2 separate regions of the Mus musculus genome follow, and region 2 is linked to region 1. Evidence: chromatin loops called from intact Hi-C (ENCODE). Cell type or tissue: left cerebral cortex. All regions are shown on one strand. Links, peaks and the distances in the headings refer to the core of each region. The heading gives the core; the rest is flanking DNA.

Evidence for each region. A loop is a pair of places that touch in the nucleus more often than their neighbours do. Peaks named below come from ENCODE experiments on the same cell type or tissue, not always from the same donor. Only the 100,000 strongest peaks of a DNase experiment are listed, where the experiment ranks them.
Region 2: a loop joins it to region 1, with 2.2 times the contacts of the local background. A loop is called at or near these places in 7 of 42 quality-filtered maps.

Annotation. Positions count from the first base shown.
Region 1 is chr10:117,143,472-117,154,196 of GRCm38, reverse strand. Frs2 (fibroblast growth factor receptor substrate 2) reads left to right here and starts at 5,723. Exons shown (of 10, transcript NM_177798.3): 1 at 5,723-5,805. In left cerebral cortex, for the core only: a CTCF peak has its summit at 3,914; DNase peaks (open chromatin) are centred at 3,871, 4,024, 5,624 and 6,203; H3K4me3 peaks cover 2,645 bases; H3K27ac peaks cover 1,392 bases.
Region 2 is chr10:117,084,175-117,094,899 of GRCm38, reverse strand. Frs2 (fibroblast growth factor receptor substrate 2) reads left to right here. Exons shown (of 10, transcript NM_177798.3): 5 at 9,777-9,868. Among named protein-coding and RNA genes, the nearest start is that of Cct2, 26 kb to the right of the region's middle. In left cerebral cortex, for the core only: a CTCF peak has its summit at 5,203; no DNase peak of the experiment used is centred there.

The DNA of each region.
Region 1 (10,725 bases), core at 872-8,871:
CTGGCTGTCCTGCCTCTCCTTCTCAAATTCTGAGGTTACAGGTAAGCAACAGCACTCCAGTGCTTTAAAAACAACAACAACAACAACAACAACATCATCTTTACTGTGGTCCTGGGGAGTCAAACCCAGAGGTTTGCCCATGGCAGGCGAGCAGTCTTCAGGCTGAGCTATATCCCGAACCTCAGTTTTAAAGCTTTGAATTGATACAGCTGGAGAGATGGCTCTGAGGTTAAGAGCTGGGTGGTTCTTGCTGAGCACGGTGGTTGGGTGTCCTCAATACCAGCACCCAGGAGGCAGAGACAGGCAGGTCTCTTTGAGTTTGAGGTCAGCCCGGTCTGCACAGTCAGCCACAGTCCAGCCGGGCCAGCTAGGGAGACATAGTGAGACTCTGTCCCAAAAAGCCAGCAACAGAAGAGATGGCCCTGTGGTTAAAAGGCCCTGGCTGCTCTTTTGGAGGACTGGGTTTGATTCCCAGCACTCACATGGCAGCTCACAACTGTTGTAACTCCTGTTCTGGGGGTGGGGCTGGGATGGAAGTAGGGGTGGGGTTGGGGGTAGGGGTGGGGCTGGGGGTGAGGGGGATGCCTTCTTCTGCCCTTTGCAGTGCATGCAGATGGTAAACAGAAAACACTCATCCATATAAAAACAACCAACCAACCAACCAACCAAAAAACAGCCACAACAAATCCACAAATAACAATAACTACCACTACTACCAGTTACCTCCAAGAAGACCATGAACTGCTTTCCCAGGGAACCCCAAGTGTCCCAGGGACCCTAAGTGTTCCCAGGACCTATATTGGGTGGCTCATAATTGAAAGAGACTTAAGTTCCAAGGCATCGAAGGCCTCTGAACTCCTTGGGAAGCTGCTCTCACGAATATACGTAGCCACACACACAGACACACGCCTACACGCATCATTAAAAATAAAATAAATCTTGTGGGTGGAGAAATGGCTTAGTGGTTAGGAGCAAAGGATGATCTTACAAAGGATCTGGGTTCAAGTCTCAGGACACACATGGTGGCTCACAACCACGGATAAGTCTAGTTTCAGAAGATCCAGTGTCCTCGTCTGACTTCTGTGGGCACAGAGAACAAATCCATACACATATAAAAAAAATTAAAAAGAGGGGAAAAAATCTTAAAAAAAAACCTTTTGAGCTTATTTTATTTTTATATATTTATTTATTGGTACAAAACGATGGGTCACATACGTTCCAGAGCCATTTTCAAACCTTTCTGCACCCACCTAGAATAAAACAACTTATGTATTGTACACAGTTCGAGTAGCATCCTTTGCAGTACATTTCAAGCACGTGTGCCAAAGAAAGGATCAAAGTTGAGGTAAACAATGTGTGACCATCTTTAGGTTTAAAACGAAACAAAACAAAACTCTAGTTAAGCATAGTGACACTTGTCCATAATCCCAACCCTTGAGAGGTGGAGGCAGGAGGATTAAGAATTGGAAGTTAGCCTGAACGACATAGTAAAATCCTGTCTGAAAATAACTCTGCAACATCTAAAAAGCTCTTAAGGCTGAGAGATTTGACAGTATCAGAGTAGGCAGTGAAAAATGTCTCAGGGAAGTCTGGAGCCCAAGACTGGTAAGCTGGGTGTTAAAGGCCCAGGCCTGTGTTAAAACAAACGAAACATAAACAAAGACCGCCATTATCTCCAGGCCTGGCCAAGGGTAGACGCTGAAGTGCACAGCTCTTTTGTTTAACAAACTGCCTTAATGGATCTGGGAAGAGGTGCTTTGCAGAGACTGGGTCCTCGCCTTGTCCGTTCCACCAGGCATGGGGTCTGTGTGATTGGCACCCCCTTGAGCAACACTCTGGCTGTCTTCTTTGTGAACAGTACCCCCTGGGATTGTGCAACCTGGCCATTAAGTCAGTAAAGACGACCCGGAGTCTGGCCTGAGATAAAGATTAAGACCTAAATCCTTCTACATAATAAAATAACAGGAATTTTTAAGTCTTCATTGGGGCGGGGTGGAGGGGTGGGTGGGTGGAGGCAGGGGGGTGGAAGGGGCTTAAATGGAAAGATTAAAAAAAAAAGCAAGCTTTGGATTAAATGTGTGTTTAGGGTGAAGGTGGGCTAGCATTTGGTACCAAAGTGGGGGGTCTGTGAACCTTGTGTCACTTAAATTACAAGTTTGACAGGGTAGCGGGGAATGAAACCCAGGGTGTTGCGCATGTTAAGCCTACTATCATTGAGGCATACCCCTGCTCCTTGATTTTTAGTCAGGGACTTACTATATATAGTTCAGGCTGCCTAAACACTGGGGTGACAAGTACACATGTGGACTGCCTCCTTCTGCTCTCTATGTAGTCAACAACAACAACAACAACATGTAAGAGCCTCTATCAGCTTCTATATCCTTTAGGAGACACTGTCAAATGAAGTTAAACACTTTTTTTTTTTTTTTGGAAGGGGAGTGGGACGCTCTTCTATATGAATCGGGAAGAAACAACAAAAACTCCAAAGCCCAGGCTTACAAATGTGAGCAGTGTGTGTCTAAACGCACAATACTATACTTTTTTTAAAAACTGTTTTTCTTCAAAGAGCTGAAAGCACTTTTATTCCCTCATTTCTTCTGACATTCTAGTGTGGGCAGGGCAGATTTATGATAGCATTATTTATAGATGGGAGAAATTGAAAATAAAGATTAAATCGCTTACTCAACGCTGCGTGGCTGGGGTGGTGGAGCCGCTGGAATCTCCTTCTGCAGGCTCCAGCCACAAAGTGGGACGCGCAAGAGCTTTGGAATTAGAGGGATCTTTGAGCAATGCTGTTTCTACCCCGAACAAGAATGTGGCCTTAAGTCAATTACTTCACCTAGGCCTCGGCTATTCTCATTTGTAAAAGTAAGACCATAAAACCTCACAGCACATCGAAGATTAATTCAGAAAACGCATGTAAAGCCTCCAACACGGAGCAGGTTTCAAGGAAGATTTGTTTCCCCACCCCCACCCCCACCCCCACCCCCACCTCAGAATCATCTGGTTCAGTTTCAGTAAAAAAAAAAAAAAAAAAAAAATCCCCCATTAAAACTCACTTTCCCCATTTTTATCTCCCGTGAAAAGAAAAAAGATAAATAAAAATGTTCCAAAATGTCGTTTAGTTAGGCAGGAAGCCTCTCTCTCTCTCTCTCTCTCTCTCTCTCTCTCTCTCTCTCTCTCTTTCTGACTAGGCGTGTGTAACTCAGTGACATTTGCTTCCAATGGCCTTAGAGACAGATTTGAATCCGCAGCACTACAAAACAACACTCCTCTCCTCCCAACAAGAACAACAATCCCGGGTTGCCGAAGGTCCTGAGTTCAAATCCCAGCAACCACATGGTGACTCACAACTACCCGTAATGAGATGGGACGCCTTCTTCTGGTGTGTCTGGAGCGAGCAGGGACTGAGTGAGCAGAGTTGACCGGAATAAGTAGAGGTCCTAAAATTCAATTCCCAACAACCACATGAAGGCTCACAACCATCTGTACAGCTACAGTGTACTCACATACAATAAATAAATAAATCTTAAAAAAAAAAGAACAACAATCCCATGCTGTAGATTTACCACAATTAAGAAAAGAATATGCAAAAGATAGGCTACTAGAATGCTGTAGTTCTTTAACTGGACGTCTTATCAGATGCGAGGTGGGGGCGGGGAGGTTGCGGAGGAGGGGCTCTTAAAACTAGGGTTGTTCTGTCTAATCTTTGGAGTTACAGCTTTACAAGGTCTGGGCGGGGCCTGGCAATTTGCATCTTTAATACATTCCCAGGTGATGTGGAGCTGCCAGGCTGGCCGGGGACACACCTCGAGAAGCCCTACCCTGGGTGAGTGAAAGGGTTGGGGATGGAGCCCAGCAATTTGTTTAACAAGCCCTCCCGGTGATTGCGAGGCATTTTCAAGCCTGAGACCTGCTGGCAGCGTGGTGAAAAGCACCTGAGAACACAGCTTCACTTTTAAATCCAGGCTTCACCACTTACCAGTTACGTGACAGGCTGTGATTGAGGGTTCCCCTCACTAGGTCTCTGGGCTCTGTGTGTGTGTGTGTGTGTGTGTGTGTGTGTGTGTGTGTGTGTGCGCGCGCGCCCCCGCACGCGCGTGTGCTGCCCTTGGCGCGCACTCGTGCTCGTGTCTGGGATTGGGGGGTGGAGATGGTAAACAGCTAGAGACAGCCTAAGTTTTGTCTGTGCAGGGTCTTTTTTTTTTTTTTTTCTTCTTCTTCTTCAGTCTACTAGGAGGCATGAAAGGCTGCTTGAACTTGAGAATTCTGGAAGTGTTTACAAACACTTCTGCAATTACATAAAGCACAAGGCAGTACTTTATATACAGCAATAGTGATGGCATTGTTTGCATCTTAAATTTGTAATAAGGGGTTTTCTTTTACTCTGCCTTTCTCAAAGCAGATTGTCTTAACACTTGTCCCTGCAGTATTTAACAGACACTATGCATGCTAAGAAACTCTTTTCTTTTTTGCTCTTCCTTTTTTCCTCCTCCTCTCCTTCTTTTTGGACAAGAGTCTTGCTTCATAGTCCTGGCCACCTTTGTCTGGAAACTCACTGTAAAGCTTAGGCTGGCTAGAAACTCTCCGGACTCTCCCTGCCTCAGCCTTTTTAGACTGCTGGAAACAAAATAGCTTGTCAGGTTTGAGCCCTTTTCTTCCATGTGGGGCTTTGCTTCATACTGAAAACCTGCCTTTAATATTTGATGTTTCTTGATTTTGTGACAGAGCAAATCTTTTAAGATCGTCTCACTTCTTTGCCTGACACTGACTCTGTAGGCTCTCATACTGTCTGTCTTTGGTAAGTTTCAAAAGTGCCCAGGTCTTCTCTATTGCTAGTTACTGGTTAGGTATAAGAATTGTGCGGACGTACTCAGTCCTGGGTACTTTGAAATGCTTACTATTGCGTTATGCATTATATTATTTTTAACGTCTACAATCCAGAGATGAACACGACACACACACACACCAGGGTGAAATGTAAAGAAACAGGATCCTGGCACTAAGATTGCATAGCCCATCATCTCAGCCTTTGTTTAAAGTGCAAAGGATGACCCATATAGGGAAATAATTTGGCTCCCGTCTTTGAATAATTTGAAAAGTCTTGTTTGGGGCAAATGAGAGTTCTACGCATACCACAAATTAAAGTAAAACCAAGAGCCAGCATATGTGGTAAAGTCCGATACTTTGGCCGATTTCCTTCTCTGTAAGACACAGAGAATAAAAGCACCAATTTCCAGGAGTTTGAAGGTTATTAAATGAGTTAACGCCACCGAATCGCGTAATAAATGCCCTGTCTACCACGCCGTAAGCCTTCCTTCGATAAATGTCAACTGCATTTTCACGCGGGACAGAAGCGAGAAAGGATAACACCGCCGGCCGGTCGGCAAGCCGGTGAATGCTCCGGGCTCGGCGAAATTAGATTCTCCGGGCCCCTGTAGAATTAAGTAGAAGGGAGCGATCCTAACAGGCGTTAAAATAAGGGGTGCCAGCGGTAGCTCGGGGCCCGCGGGACCACAGGGGTTAGCAAGGAGCCCGGGGGCGGGGCTCGGGGGCGGGTCCGCTGGCGCCCGGAGCAGAGGCCACGCCCCTCCCGGGAGGGCTGGCAGCTCCAGCCTGGGAGCAGTTCCGGTGCCAAACCCCTGCCCTCCCCCGCTCCCCCGGAAGTGCTTGTCTAGGGTTCGGGCTGGAGAGAGGCCTTGTAGACACAGGCGCCGAGGCTCCGAGCAGGGGGTCAGGTCGCGGGGAGAGTGAGGAGCTCCGCGGCTGCCACCCCGCGCCCCTCGCAGCGCCTTCGCGCCGACGGTGAGTAGCCGGGGACGCCGAGCGGGGCCTGCGCTGGGCGAGCGAGCCTCGGACCCGGCTGTCCGCTGCAGGTTCAGCCGTCGGGGATCCGGGGAAGGGGTTCGTCGGCCGCCGCGGAGCGCGCGCGGCCCGCGGGCCGGGAAGGGGCGCGATGCGGGGCCGCGGAGTGGGCGGGGCGCAGCCGGAGCGGGGTTCCCGGAGCCGCGGCCGCCCGCAGAGGGGGGACTCCGTAGCGGGGCCCGGCCGTCGGCGCTGCGACCCCCTCTCTGCATCGGGCAAGTGGGCTCGGTGCCTCCGCTGTGGGGTCTGTGCACTCGGACGCTGGGGACCGGGACAGCCAGACTGCACTGGACATCAGTGTCCAACTTTCGTCGCCTCTTGGATCTGTCCCCTCTTCCCGTCTCAGTAATTATCCTGTGTCCCAGGGGTGTAGTCAGTCCGAGGGTGGGGCGCTCCCTGTGTGGATGCTGGCGATCTCTTGCGGGGCTTGCGTCGGGGTCGCCGGAGGTTCGATTTGGACTCGGCTCGAAACTTAACTGGGTCTGGATGCCTGCGTAGGGTCGGTCAGTGAGGCAGTACCATTCCTCGAAGGGTCTTTGCTCCCTTGCAAACTGAAACTGTTGGGAGTTACTTCTTAAAAACAAAGATTTGAGGAGATTCGTAGATTCAGAGGAGTTTCCCCGTGTTCTTGCTGACGTTAAAAAAAAAAAAAAAACCATGCTATTCTGTAATCAGCCTTCCGAATTCCTGCGCTCATCCGAAGTCACAGTTGTTAAGACTTCAGTCGGGACCTTGCACAAGTTGACTGCAAAAGGCTGGAGAATTGTATCCTTTTTTTTCACCCCAGTTTGTTTACTTTCATACTTGGAACTGTCATTTCTTGAGCTAATTATATATATGTGTATATATGTGTGTATATACACACACACACACACATATACACACACACATATATATACACACACATATGTATGTATATTATATGTATATATATATATATATATATATATATATATATATATATAATTTCCCTCAGTTTCTCCTCGGAGGTTCTTCGTGTAGTCCAGTTGTGGGAACGCGGGGTGGGGGTGTTCCCACAGCGGGACAGAGGTGTTTGTTGATTTAAGCATATGAAGTGTTTAACTCCAATAAACTGAGACTTTCCTAGAGAAGAAAATCTTGTAGGCACTGTTAGTAAACTGAGTTTAGGTGATAAACTACGGATAAAAGGTTTGTAGGAAATAATGGAGCTATTTTCCGCTTTTATTGAGTTTTAAATTATTATCAGATAGTTTATTTGTTGCAAATGACCTTGTGGTGGTGTCAATATACACAAGTCATCTTCATGAAACCAGTGACATTATCTGCCCTTATTATGCTTACGTTAGGATTTATACTGTTTCTCTCTCTCTCTCTCTCTCTCTCTCTCTCTCTCTCTCTCTCTCTCTCGTACTTTCTCTTTCGACTACTGGAAGGGAAGATATCATGAATGAGGGGAATGATTTGAAGTGACGAGTTGCATATACTGTCTTATGCAAAAGAAAAGTTTATTTCATTAAAAAACAAATTCTCTGTGTGTGTAATGCCAGAGGTGAACCTAGACTACCCAGCACCATGATCATGATGATCCTTTTGAGACAGGGTCTCCTGAGCCTGGAGCTTGTACTTCCGGCTGGGCTGCTTGGCCAGCAAGCCCCAGGGACCGTCCTGTGTTTGCCCCATGTCCCCAGTCCAGGTCTACTGGTTATCGGCACATGGCCCAGCATCTAGTTTATAATGGAGGTGCTGTCGGTGCCAGTTCAGGTTCTCTCACTTTCTCAGTCAGCAAGCACTCGACGTGGGAGCAGTCTCCCCAGCCCCTCAAATCTCTGTCAAGGTTGTTGATAATAAACAAAGGGGGTGTTTTTCTAGCCCGTGGGAAAGTGTGAGTGAAGATAAGTTGTAGTGTTTAGACTCGGAATGATGCGGTAGCCCCTTAGTGTTTGAAGAACTCAGTTGTTCAGAGCCCAAGATTGGGATGTTGAATTAAAGTCTGGAAAATGAGTCAAGTTAGGTTTGATTATGTATTTGTTCTCTGGTTATAGTGTGTTTTGAAGGGAAAAAAGTATGGGAGTTATAAAAGCAAAAAAAGGGAATTGGTAAAAATCAAATACTTTCGGGCATTATAACTTTTAACTATTGCTCAAGTCAATTCAAATGACATTGAGCATTTTCTATGCGTCAGACTCTTTAGTGAACCATGTAGGGAAAACAAAGCCAAAGCCATTAGAACTTGGGATTCATGTTTTGATAATTTTCCAAGTGTGTTGAAATTGTGAAGACTTGAATTGCACTGTCTAGGAATGCTAAACCTCCCCTGGATTGGGACTTAATGGGAGGGGGGGGGGCTGTTGAGTGCTTCACGAAGAACCGGTGCTAGGCATGCTGCCTCACCAAGAGGAAGCTGGGCTGTGGAATGTGAACCTAGTGGGATGTAAGATACTTGTACAAAAGTTTACAGTATAAGTAAGTATCTGTCTGAATGTGGTGTCATGCTTGCAGTGGCAAAGGAGTGGCAAGGTGACCCTGTTCACAACAAAAGACTCTGAAAGCAAAAAGTGTGTGTAAATCCTTAACCACATAGATGGGCTTATCTGAAGTTTGCACTTGTACAAAAGTGAAGTGTTTGTTATAACTTAGGTCACGTGTCACAGTTGAGACGGGAACACTTACGGGTGTGGGCCAATACTGTTAGTTACTGGGTGCTGAGTTCTGTTATGGTTGTGTTTTCTCAACAACATAGAAGCTTCTTTCTTTTAGACAGGGGTCTCCCTGTGTAGGCATCTCTCAGAATAGTCAGGATACCGCCGTGTCACACGTGTCCAGTCATTCCCCTTAAGACTTATGTGGCTAGCAGAACTGTCTATTTGAAGCCAGATCTATCTGCCTTGTCAGAAGCTGGTAGTTCTACTTCATGGTGTTGCTTCCCAATGAGCTTCTTTTTATTTAATGTAGTTTCTGAGACAGGGCCTCCTATCTCTCAAGACTTTGGATCTGCAGTCTCGACCTCCTTCCTCTGCTTGGGATTACAGACATGTCCCACCATACCCTGCTCTTAAACTGGCAATCTTAAGTTGACTGAGAGTTAAAGTCTTCTGAAACAAAGATTCGGGAGGTAGGATTCCTGGATAAAGAAGGCCTTTCAGATTAAGAGAACGACAGTTTTGGAGATGAGAAGGGTTCATGATGTGGAAAAATGTTAGTGTCCCAGATGACCTGGATGGTTTATTTTGGAATTAGAGATGAAGTTTGCAATTTAAGTCAAGGCTGGATTGTGGAGCTTGCTTAGAGGCTATATTTAGAAGCTCAACATTTTGAAGAAAACAAGAAGTGTGTACCTTGCAATAGTTTAGTGTGCAGAATGATTTATTATGGCAAGCTATTAATATACGACTGTGCATACTGTGAGTGGTGCTGGTGGAGCGAGAACGAGGGCCCAGCAGGCCAGGAGGAGAGCTGTAGAGGAGGCAGGGTGGAAAGCTACATTTTCTAACTGTGGCTGTTGACAGTTGGACCGTTAACTAGGAATGTGAGCAAGGAGTTGCATAATTAGGTTTCATTTTTTCAAAGATACGGTAGCCTTAAATCCACAGCTCTGCCCTGACCTGCAGAGAAACTGTGGTTACCAATGTATGCTGTCAGGCCAGGCGTGCTGAGGGTTTTTTAAGTTATTATTATTAAATATACTTACACACAGGAACTATTTAGAAGCTTTGCCAATGTAGGTTTTCAGTTCGAGAGAGAGGTCAGCGCTATTTTATATATATAGAAAATACAAATAGATTATTCAGATAGATATGCTAGTTGAATCTGTGTGAGGAGATGAAAGTGCCAAGGGAGTGTGTAGAGGGAAAAGAAAATCACAACAGCAGCTGCAGAGCCAAGCCTGCATTTAAAAGCATGTGCTTATAACGAAAGAGACAGTAAGTAGACTGTAGTGTACAGTGGGTAAGGAGTTTGGTAATCTGGGTTGTTTCCTTAAACTATAAATTCAGATGGTGGAGAAAGAAATCTGTTCATTAAAATTCCTGTCAAGGAGCTGTTGAGATGACTCAGCACTAAAGGTGCTGTCGCCATGTCTCATGACCCAAAGTTCTATCCCTGCCACCCCCATGGTAGAACACCAGCTTTGCAAGGTGTTCTCTGACCTCCACATGCAGGCCACTGTGACTCACCCTCTTATCGAAGACACACACACACACACACACACACACACACACACACACACACTGTCTCTCGCTGTGTGTAAACAAACAAACAAACAAACAAACAAACATCTGTCTAGTTAAAAAGAATCCAATGGGGTTTGGAGAGATGGCGCAGAGGTAAAGAGCACTGACTGCTCTTCCAAAGGTCCTGAGGTCAATTCTCGGCAACCACATGGTGGCTCACAACCATCTATAATGGGATCTGGTGCCCTCTTCTGGTGTGTCTGAAGACAGCTACAGTGCACTCATATAAATTAAATAAATAAATCTTAAAACAACAACAACAAAAACAAAAAATCACCAATGTGCTGTGGTCATGCATACCTTTAATTTTAGCACTCAGGAAGCAGAGGCAGGCAGATCTTTGTGAATCCCTGTCTCAAAAACAACAATAACAGAAACCCTAAAAACACAAATTAAATTCATTGGAGGCAGGCTGGGAATGTAGTTTAACTGGTAGAGTTTTTACCTAGCGTGCTTGAGACCCTGGGCTGTGGGTTACACCCCCAGCATTTCATACTAGCTGTACCTATAACTTCAGCACTTAAGAAGTGGAGGCAGAAGGGTCCCAGGTCATCCTCAGCCACACTGAAGTTGAAGCATTGAAGGCTATGTGAAACTGGTTTCCAACACACACACACACACACACCCCGTCCTTGCAGGCCCCCCAACA
Region 2 (10,725 bases), core at 1,099-9,098, 60 kb after region 1:
TTATACCCAGTTTTAAAAAAGTATTTGGCATACATGTTTACGTGTTCCATCTCATCCTTTTAGCTGTGGATACAGTGTTGATAAGTTCCCAGTTTAATGATGTGTTCTTTGCGGTTGTATTTCTTTGACTTGACACTTTAATCAGGATTGTTTGGAAAGCCCCATCCCCCATCTTTGCTATTCTAAGTCCTCAGACCTCAGCCTCCCAAGTAGGTATGACAGCAGGCTTGCCCTGCTGTGCCTGCCTTAGCTGTTTCCCTCCCTCGCCCCACCATGTTATTGCTGTCTCCAAGGAAGAGCTCGCCTTTGTTTGTCGTTGTTTGTCTACTTGTTCTTCGTTTCTGAGCCTGGGTCTTATTTTGGAGTTTATAGGCCTGCTCAAGCTCATGTCTCCCCAGCCTTTGCTTCTGAGGCTAAGGAGAGCTTATCTTTGTCTGTATGTGTGTTTGAGACAGTCTTTCCCAGAATCTGGGGCTTGCCATTTTGGCTAGGCTGCCTTGCCCGGAAGGCAAGGGGGAAATCTTTCTGTTTGTGTCTCTCCAGTGCTGTGGCTGTAGCCACAAGCCTTCATTCCCAGCTTTTTAGGTTGGTGCTGGGGATCTGACCAGGCCTCCATCCTAGTGTGGCAAGAACTTTACCTGCCGAGCCATCTCTTCAGCCATGTGAGACCCTCACACATTGTTCATCCTCTAATGCATCTACAGATAGGTTCTGGTGTTGCATTTAGTAAACCATGAGATGATTTAAAGGGAGCTTACGGTTGGGAGCACGCCAACTCTTGGAGAGAGCTGCAGTTGAGTTCTGAGCACTTGGGTCAGATGATTGCCACCTGTACTGCCTGCAGCTCCAGGGCATCCAGTGACTTCTCTTGCCCTGTACAGGTGCGCATACACAAATGGCTTTCATTCTTAGAGATGCACACCCATGCAGAGAGAGAGGTACATCAGCATGCTTCAACTCTGACACACCTTTACTCTGACATGAGCACTGTTATGCATACTTAAGTAAACTCTACAGTAGACACAGACTGGCACCTGTATTGTTTTGGTTTTACTTTTTCCTTCTCCAATTCCAACATGTATGGATTCTTTCGTGTTTTGTTTTGTAAGGCAGTGTCTGATGTGTCTCAGGCTTACTTCCAACTTGATTTGTGTCATAGATGGCCTCGAGCTTCTGATCTTCTGCTTCTACCTCCCAAGTGCTGGGACCACAGGCGAATGCTACCGTGTTCCGTTGATTTAGTCCAGAAGATGGAATGTAGGGCTCCACGCACTTAGGCAAGCGCTCTGTCAACCGAGCCACAGCCCATCCCAAAGACAGACTTCTCTTTTTTTTTTTTTAAGATTTATTTATTTATTTATTTATTTATTGCATATGAGTACATCACCATTGCTCCCTTCAGACACACCAGAAGAAGGCATCAGGACTCATTGCAGATGGCTGTGAACCACCATGTGGTTGCTGGGAATTGAACTCAGGACCTCTGGATGAGCAGTCAGTGCTCTTACCCACTGAGCCATATAAACAAGGCATAAGAGGTAACATTACCATGAGGGGTAGTGGAGCAGTCACAGCCCTGTCAGCCTCACATTATTTAAGTCTTATTGCCCAGGCCGGCTTCAGCTAGAAATCCTCCTTCCTCGGCCTCCAGAGCTGCCGCAGCACGTGGCTCTTTATTTTCTTAGGCAGATAATCTACTTGATTTGACAAGGCTTTGTTTGATTAGTTTTGTAATTATATAATTTGAAGGGTAACTAAAGAATTAAAATAATTTGACCTCTAAATTCATTTGCCTCCCTGATGTTCCACAGCAGATCTTGATAAGCGTTGCCGCTGCCCCAAACAAGCAGCAGGTGATCCGTTCACAGCCCTCCCCGCTCCCACAGCAGCCCTGAATTTCAGTGTAGGATGACGTGAGCTGTCTTTCATTTATAGTTTATCTTAGAAAGAAGTCAGGCCAGTTGTGGTGGTGCACGCCAGTAGGATTTGCTGAAGGAGGCAGAGGCAGGAGGATCATGAGTTGGAGGTTAGCCTGGACTGCACATTTTAAAAAAGAAAGAAAAAAGTCAGGCTTTCGTGGATGAGTAGGTTTTGTTTCTGTGTGCTCTGCTTTACTGCACTGTCCTGTCTTGTCCTGAACCATTGCTCACAGAGATTTGTCTTACATATCTATCTGTGAGTTCAAGGCCAGCCTGGCCCATAGGTGAGTTCTAGACCCTGCCTCAAAACAAAGTCCTTAAAAAAAAAAAGAAAAGAAAGGATTGCATATGGCTCCAAGCCCCAGCACTCTAGAGACAAAAAGATGGAGAGTCTGAGGCAGCCTGGACTACGTAGTGAGTTCCCACCTGAGCCACATGGTTACGTGTGCCCTAGCCTAGGGCTTCATTCATACTAGACTACTACTGTACCCACTGGGCTGCATGCCCAGTGCCCTGGAGCGAACCTTGGTTTTTTGTGACTTTATTTTTTGTTACTTTCTCTCTTGCCAAGAAAGAGACTATGCTCCAGTTTTATAGGTTTAAAAATTTTCCTCTCATCTATTTGAAACATGTCTATTAAAAAGTGGTGATAACTATTTTCATAAAATTGTATTAATTTAAAATTACCTCTTCTAATCTCAGTATGAACTTTTTAAAGATCTATTTATTTACATACTTTATGTATATGAGAGCTATTTTTGCATGTGTGCCTGCATGATAGAAAAGGGAATCAGACAAAAGAGGGCATCAGATCCCATCACAGATGGTTGTGAGCCACCATGTGGTTGGTTGCTGGGAACTGAACTCAGGACCTCTAAAAGAGCAGCCTGTGCTCTTTACCACTGAGCCATCTCTAGAATCCTCTCAGTATGAATTTAATTCTGCATTTTTATGCTAATTTTTCACAAACTTTTTGTAAAATTTAGTCAAAAGCAGAATCCTGTTGGAAGTATGTCACATAGGAAGAGCACGCCAGGGCCTGGAGGTGAGTGTTAATTGGCACTCTCCCTACAGGAGAGAGAGTTACCAGTGTCCTTTAGGGAAAGATGGATCCTAGACTGGGGCAAACAAGCAGGACGCACAGGAGTAAACCCTACAAAGATGGGAATGTGTTAAAGGGGCATAGGAACCAACGAAAGCCAAAATTGAAATCATTTGCTTAACAAAGTCATGTAATGTAGTTTTAACAATACTCAGTGTAAAAGAAATATCCATGGGTCAGCAGTGGGGTAAATATGTGACTGGGTAGAATCAAAGCGGGGAAAAGACCGTCCTCTTGTGCAGAAGAATTCCAAATGATTGGCCAGTGCCACAGATAAAGCCCAGCAGAGAGACTGCGCACCTAGCACACTAAGCAGCTAGACAGTGTTCTGTGTTCAGAGAGAACTGAAGCTGCCCCCAACACCCTCTCCTTTCTTGTGTGTCATCCTGGAGATTGAACCCAGGATCTTCTGTACAGTGGGTCAGAGCTTTCTCACCCACCCACCCCATAATGCAGTGGAACTCCGCCCCTTGAAGGCTAACAACTGTACTTGTGGAAAGGCCTTGTGGCCCACACCACCTTTTACCTGCCCAGGCTAGCCTTAAGCTTAAAGTTGCCCAGGCTAGCCTTACGCTGAAAGTTCTGCTGTAGCCCCTTGAGTCTCCTGAGGGATTGCAGCCTGCATCGCCATGCTTGGCTTCCATACTGTGTGGGAAGGAGCTGGAGTGGAGTAGCTTCTAGTGGAGAAATGGCAGGCCCAGCCCAGCCAGGTGACCAGGCCAGCAGCATCAGCCACAGTCGTGCTGATAGTGTTTCAAGGGCTGTAAAGGTCTATCTCCTATCTCCTATCTCCAGTTTTCCCAACCTCATAATCCTCGTCTGGTTATAAGAAAGACAGGAAACAAATTCCAGCAAAGAGCTTTATAAAGTGTTTAACCGAGCATTGCTCAGAACTGGAGGAGTCTCCAGAACTAAGGAACATTGGGAGAAAATGTTACAGCCAAGAGAAGCCTTGAGATTGTAGGATTACATAGAAGTATCTTGGAAGGAATGGAAAAACTTATGTAAAAGCTAAGTAAAGCCAACAATTAAGTATACTTTAAAAAAATTAAATTGTTTTTTGTTTTTGAGAGAGGATGTCACACTATAGTTAGGCTGGCCTGGAACATACTGTATAGCCTAGGTTGGCCTCAAATTCATGGCAGTCCTCCTGCCTTGGCCTCTTGGATGTTGGGATACGGAGTAAGCTCCCATGGTGGTCTTAAGTGTGTACTTCAGTTGTTCCGGCACACCAACAAGCGAGCCGTGTAATGTAAGGTGTGAGCAGCAGAGGAGGTGGGCACGGGTCTGTGGGGTCTCCCTGCACCGTCATCCTGGGGTGTCTTGAAAGCTCAAGCCTTTCATCCCAGAAGAGACGACCTCAGACTGTTTTTGAAAGCCATAATTTAAATAATGCCATGCTGTTGAGCAGTCCATGTTTTTATTTTGTTTTATTTTAAAATTAATAAATACAGTAAAGGAATACTTTGCCCTGGGGTCCTGGGTAAATGGTTCTTGTAAAGAGGCCCTCTGAAGGCATAGTCATGAATGTGGGGGTTCTGGGTTTTGTTTGTTTGTTTTTTTAAAGTCTTAATCCCTTTAGAATATTTCAAGTTTTTGTTTATTTATTTATTTATTTATTATCTTCAGGTTAACCAAAATTCTTATAAAATACTGACTATATTTCATACTAAATTTTTTTGCCTGTGTTTATATTGAGTTTCTGTTTGTGTTTAGCTTAACTTGTAAAAGAAAGGTTGGAGCGTTAGTGTTGCTAATGTGACTAACCCTGCTTTCATATAAAAGCAGCCCTGTTGTAATTCAGGTGGAGGAGTTTGGGTTTTCATCTACAATAATGGTTTTGTACAATTTTTTTCTTCCTAGCAATAAGTTTAGCACAGTTTTAGTAATTTAAGGAGGGCACTGGTTGCACGTGAGTAACATTTACTTTGCAGAATAATTTCGCATTAAACTTTGAATGCTGTGATTACTCTTCTGTTAATAAAGCAAACGTCATCAGAGCTCTGGAGAGCACACAGCACTCACTGCTTTCTAACTCGGGGGTGTGGGGAGAGGAAGTGTTCTGAATATTTTCCCTTACCACAGGATTTTCTTAGTATTGACAAAATAAACACATTCATTTCTGGCATTTTAATTAAAGTGTGAAAACACATATGCTGCCAATTCCAGTCCTAAACAATCTCAGCCTTAGTAGTAACTTACAGGCTGTACAGTGACTGTACCACTAGGTGAGAAGATGAACTGTTTATTCATGGATTTTTTTTTCAAATTTTTAGTAGATAGAAAACTAATGGGAAGAAACTAATATTCATAAACTATTATTTCAGTAGTTTATGATGTTCTACAGTTACTTTCTTTTTTTATTATTTGTACAAATATTAGTTTTAGCTGAAGTAACTATTTTTAATACACCAAAGGTTATCACTATGTAGACCAGGCTGGCTTTGAACTCACAGAGACCCTCTTGCCTCTGCCTTCTTGAGTACTGGGATTAAATATATATACCACCACACACAGCTCATATTATTATTTTTAAAATAAATTTAGGGGTTTTTTGTTTTGGTTTGGTTTTTGTTGTTGTTGTTGTTGTTTTGAGACAGGGTTTCTCTGTGTAGCCCTGGCTGTCCTGGAACTCACTTTGTAGACCAGGCTGGCCTCAAACTCAGAAATATGCCTGCCTCTGTGCCCAGCTATAAATTTAGTTTTTTATGTGTACGTGGGGTGCTCACATTGGTCAGTTAGTGTTGGATCCCCTGGAACAGAGTTACAGATGATTACCAGCCACCGTGTGGGCGCTGGGCACTTCATCAGATTCTCTACAAGGGCAACCAGTGCTCTGCTGAGGGAGCTCTCTAGCCACTATTTGTTTCCTAAGGTTTCAAATAGAATTATACCGCTTTTCCTGTCGCCCTTCCTTTTACCCTTCCCCTGCTAGTGACTTTCTTCTCTTTTAACTATGTCCCTTACACAGGCAGAAGACAGACAGACAGACAGACACACACACACACACACACACACACACACACACACACACACACACGTCACCATGCAGCCTGCTGAGTCACTGGCATTACCGACATGCACAAGCACATGTGTCTAGGGTTGAGCACTTGGTTTAAATAACAGTCAGGGCCTTGTCCCCGGGAAGGAAGGCTGAATCTTTTTCTCCGAATTGTCAGTTGCTTGTAGCTCTTCATCTAGGGTGGGGCTCCATGAGATTTCTCCTATCTCAACTAGAATCTCAATTATTGTTGAGATTATTCAGGCCTTGTTTAGGCAGCCATGTTGTTGAGATTTCATGGGTGTAGTTTCCCTACTACATCTAGAAGGCATGTTATTCCTTTTTAATTTGACATAGTTGATAGTGGTAGTGTGTGTGGGGGGGGGGGGGCGACTTAGCAGACATTGGTTCTCCTCCCATTGGATTTCCAGGAACAGTAAAAGCAGAGCTTTATTATCTATATAATCACTTCCTTTTCACTGCACGTGTATTACATTCAGGTCTGAGTCATTCATCAGTGGAGAGAAACCAAAGAGATTTAAGAAGTCACACAGAGGGCTGGAGAGATGGCTCAGTGGTTAAGAGCACTGACTGCTCTTGCAGAGGTCCTGAGCTCAATTCCCAGCAACCACATGGTGGCTCACAACCATCTGTGATGGGATCTGATGCCCTCTTCTGATGTCTGAAGACAGCTACACTGTGCTCACATACATAAAATAAATGTTTAAAAAGAAAGTCACACAGAAGATCTGAATCAAATCAAATGCCCACGACACCCATGGTCCAGTGAGTTGTTGTTCTTCATATTGGGAGTGCTTTAGTTTGTTTGAGACTGAGAATGTATTTTCATGTACAAAGTATGCTTTTAAAGGAAGCACAACATTTTTACTATCCAGTACACCTCAAATAGTAGGTATTTGTACTGAAAGTTTTTTTAAATTACTTTATATCCTGATACCTTCACATACATAGTCCCTTTCTCAATGCCCCTCCCCCCCTCTGAAAAGCAAGCAAATCCACATAATACATTGTTAGCTTTGCTAACAGTCAAAACAATTAACACATAAAGTGATACAATGGACTGCAGTGGCACTCAGCTGCCATCTCAGTGTGCAGGAGCAAGAAGGAGGGGGACCATAAATGACAGCAGCCTGAGCTGAACAGGGGACCCTGTCTCACCCCCCCAAAACAAACAAACAAACAAAACAAAACAAAACAAAACAAAAAAAGAAAAAAAGAAAAGAAAAGAAAAAAAAAAAAAGCCAGGTGGCGGCGGCGGCACACGCCTTTAATCCCAGCACTTGGGAGGCAGAGGCAGGTGGATTTCTGAGTTTGAGGCCAGCTTGGTCTACAGAGTGAGTTCCAGGACAGCCAGGGCTACACAGAAAAACCCTGTCTCGAAAAACAAAACAAAACAAACAAACAACTCAAAACAGACAGTAACAAACACTATATACACCAACTTCAAAAGGAGGCCAGAGGAGCCGATGTGAGGCACAGCCGTTACTTCATGGACAGTCAGGCTGATGTCTCTGAGCTACAGAGTAAGTTCCAAGACAGCCATAGCTACATCGTGAGACCTGTCTCAGAAAACAGGCAAACACACAAAATGTGAGTAAATGTTTTTCAAAGATTTAAAATGGAACTTTGAATTGTTTTTAAGTCCTTATAGGTTAGCATACTGATTCTGTAATATGTTCATCTTCAAAATGGATTTTTCTGTTGGTTTTTTTTTTTTTTTTTTTTTTGCCACTCTTGTTTACTTACTATAAACTTACTCAGTGTGGAAGTGGGCAGATGCTGAGAGCCCCCAGCAGAGAAATAAGGAAGAACGGTCTCTCTGAGTAGAGTTAAAGCTTTGAGAAAAGATGTAGACAGTGGGAGCAGAGCCTCAAATAAGAGGAGTGCTTTGTGATCGGAGCTGTGGGCACTTGTCTCTTTCTGCATATGTGTACTCACACACTAATGTATTTGAGTGCTGGAGAATGGAAGAGTATATAGAATGGGGCTTCTTAAACATTTTTCATTCATGACCCCTTTTGTGTGAGAAAGTTTCTTATAACTATAGGTGTATGTTTATGAAATAAGTATACAAAGGAAACAGTTACTGATAATAAATCAGGAAGTATTTATTTATTTATTTATTTATTTAATGGTTTTTTGAGACAGGGTTTCTCTGTATATCCCTGGCTGTCCTAGAACTCACTCTGTAGACCAGGCTGGCCTCAAACTCAGAAAGCTCCCTGCCTCTGCCTCTGGAGTGCTGGGATTAAAGGCGTGCACCATTTTTTGGTATACATATAGTTTTACCAAAAGCAACTTTCCATGCTTATTTCTACATAAAAAATAAATGTTGGGTGAATATGCGAAACCACAAGACACAGAATATCAAACATCTTCATAGTTGGTTGATATTTGTAATAATCGGTGTTGAGAATGTTCATACTTGGTATGAAAGTGGCAAGAGGGGGCTGGAGAAGATGGCTCAGCGGTTAAGAGCACCGACTGCTCCTCCCAAAGGTCCTGAGTTCAATTCCCAGCAACCACATGGTGGCTCACAACCATCTGTAATGGGATCTGACGCCCTCTTCTGGTGTGTCTGAAGACAGCTACAGTGTACTTAGATATAATAATAAATAAATCTCTTTTAAAAAGAAAGAAAGAAGTGGCAAGAGTATGTTTAGAACCATTCCTGTCCTAGGCCACACCACAATTTACTGAACAACTTCTATGGCACGTGAGTGAGCAGCTCAGTCAGCGTTCTCTAAAATCAAGCTTCCCGTCCGGTGCGGTCAGAGATGGACTCACTGGGCACTTACCTGTGGGGGTAAAGACAGGAAAGTGCTGTCTGTTTCTATAGTTAAGCCTTTATGTTTGTACAGGGGCAGAAAACTGTGTGGTCCATAGAAGTGCTGCAGTTCCCAGCACTGAGCGTTCCCCGGCCTGAGCCGAGGTGTTCCAAGCTGTATTCCCTGATGTTGGGGAACATGGATAGTGAAGTCACGCATTACACTGCAGTAGACTACTGTCAGAAACACCTCACACTCATTGCCCATTTGATACTAAAGTTAGTTTCGCTCATTGAACATTCACACACTTTGCCTGGGGCTAGCAAGCCGGCTAGTAGCTAAGAGCACTGCTGTCCATGAGCAGAGCCAGGGTCCATTCTGCTCAGAGCTGTCTATTTCAGCCCCATGGGATCCAACACCCTCTCTGGCCCGAGCACCAGACATGTTTGTGGTACACAGATGAACATGCAGGCAAAACCCATGCATATAAAATAAAAATAAATTTTAAAAACAAAAACCGGGTGGAGAGACATCCCAGCAGTCAAGAGCGCTGTTGCTCCTCCAGAGGATGCAGGCCAGAGGCCTCACACCCACATGGCGGCTCTCAACTCTCTGATGCCATGGTTTAGCCTCCACGGGCCTCATGCATGCACGTGATACACAGACAGACATGTAGACAAAACACATGAACATACATTAACATAAAAATGATTTTTTTAATAAAACATTATGTGAAATTCTCAAAGAATTAATTAAAAATATATTTAAAAACTCAAAGCAAATCCCCTTTTATTGTTGTCACATATTTTTTGAGACCTATAGTTTTTAAGAAGCCATGTTGTCTTTGAAAAATGGTGTCTCAGGGCTGGACATGTGCTTCAGTTAAGTGCTTGCACTCAGCACGGTGACGCACGCCCTGGGCCCAACTGCTGGAAAGAGAGTCATTTTTTTTCTGTTATTTCTAGGTTAAAGTACCAAACGAAGACCTGGTATTTTGAAATATGATTAATCTCCTGATGCAGCATCAGAGGCTAACAATATTAATGGCCAGATCTAGGTAAGTTGAAATTTACCTTACAAGAAAGAACCAATCGACATCATTTTGTTGAATGTAACCACGTTGTGTGTTGATTTGCTGACTCCCCTATCCCCAGAAAATGAGGACAAATGGCTTTTATTAAACAAACACAGCATTTACTAATATAGAATATTCAGCTGATTTGTGGAATTTTTCATCACAGACCGAAACTCCCTCTTGCTAAATGCACTCAGATATCTGTGTACTGGGGGAGCATAAGACCCCTCACATACCAGCTGAGTTCTGTTTAAAATGCCAGTGCTTATTATGAGCTATCCACAGAGATGTGGCCTTCAGATACCAGTCTGCTGCTCAGAATGCAGACTCCAGCGCCCGCCTGTCCCTATGCCTAGGACAGGGTGGTTCCCAAGGAGGGTGCAGAAATCTGAGTGCAGATTCCCCATTCTTTAGGCAGTGCACAGCCGTTAGAACCAAGACCTCGGCATGGCACCTCCGGATGTCCACATGTGAATGGGCTCCGCAACAGCAGGCACATGTGCGGGAGGACTCAGGGCACCGGACCCCTCATTGCAGAACCGTGCGGACCACAACTGCCAGCGTTCATCAGCTGGAGTTCCTCACTCGTGCTGAGCTGCTGCTTTCATGCTGAAACCCTTGTCCTTCGTCCTCTGCTTTGCTTCTTTCCTGACCAGAACATCCTGTAATATCTGTCTCTTCTACCCTCAGACCCTAGATCAATTAAATCAGTCAGGCCCTCTAACTGCCGAGTGCAGAATCCTGACTCTCATCTTCTGCTGAGGTCCTCGAATCTAAAAATCTTCTTGGGCACTCAGTTATTTACCAGTCTCTTCAGTTCCCTCATTTTGCAACCCGTG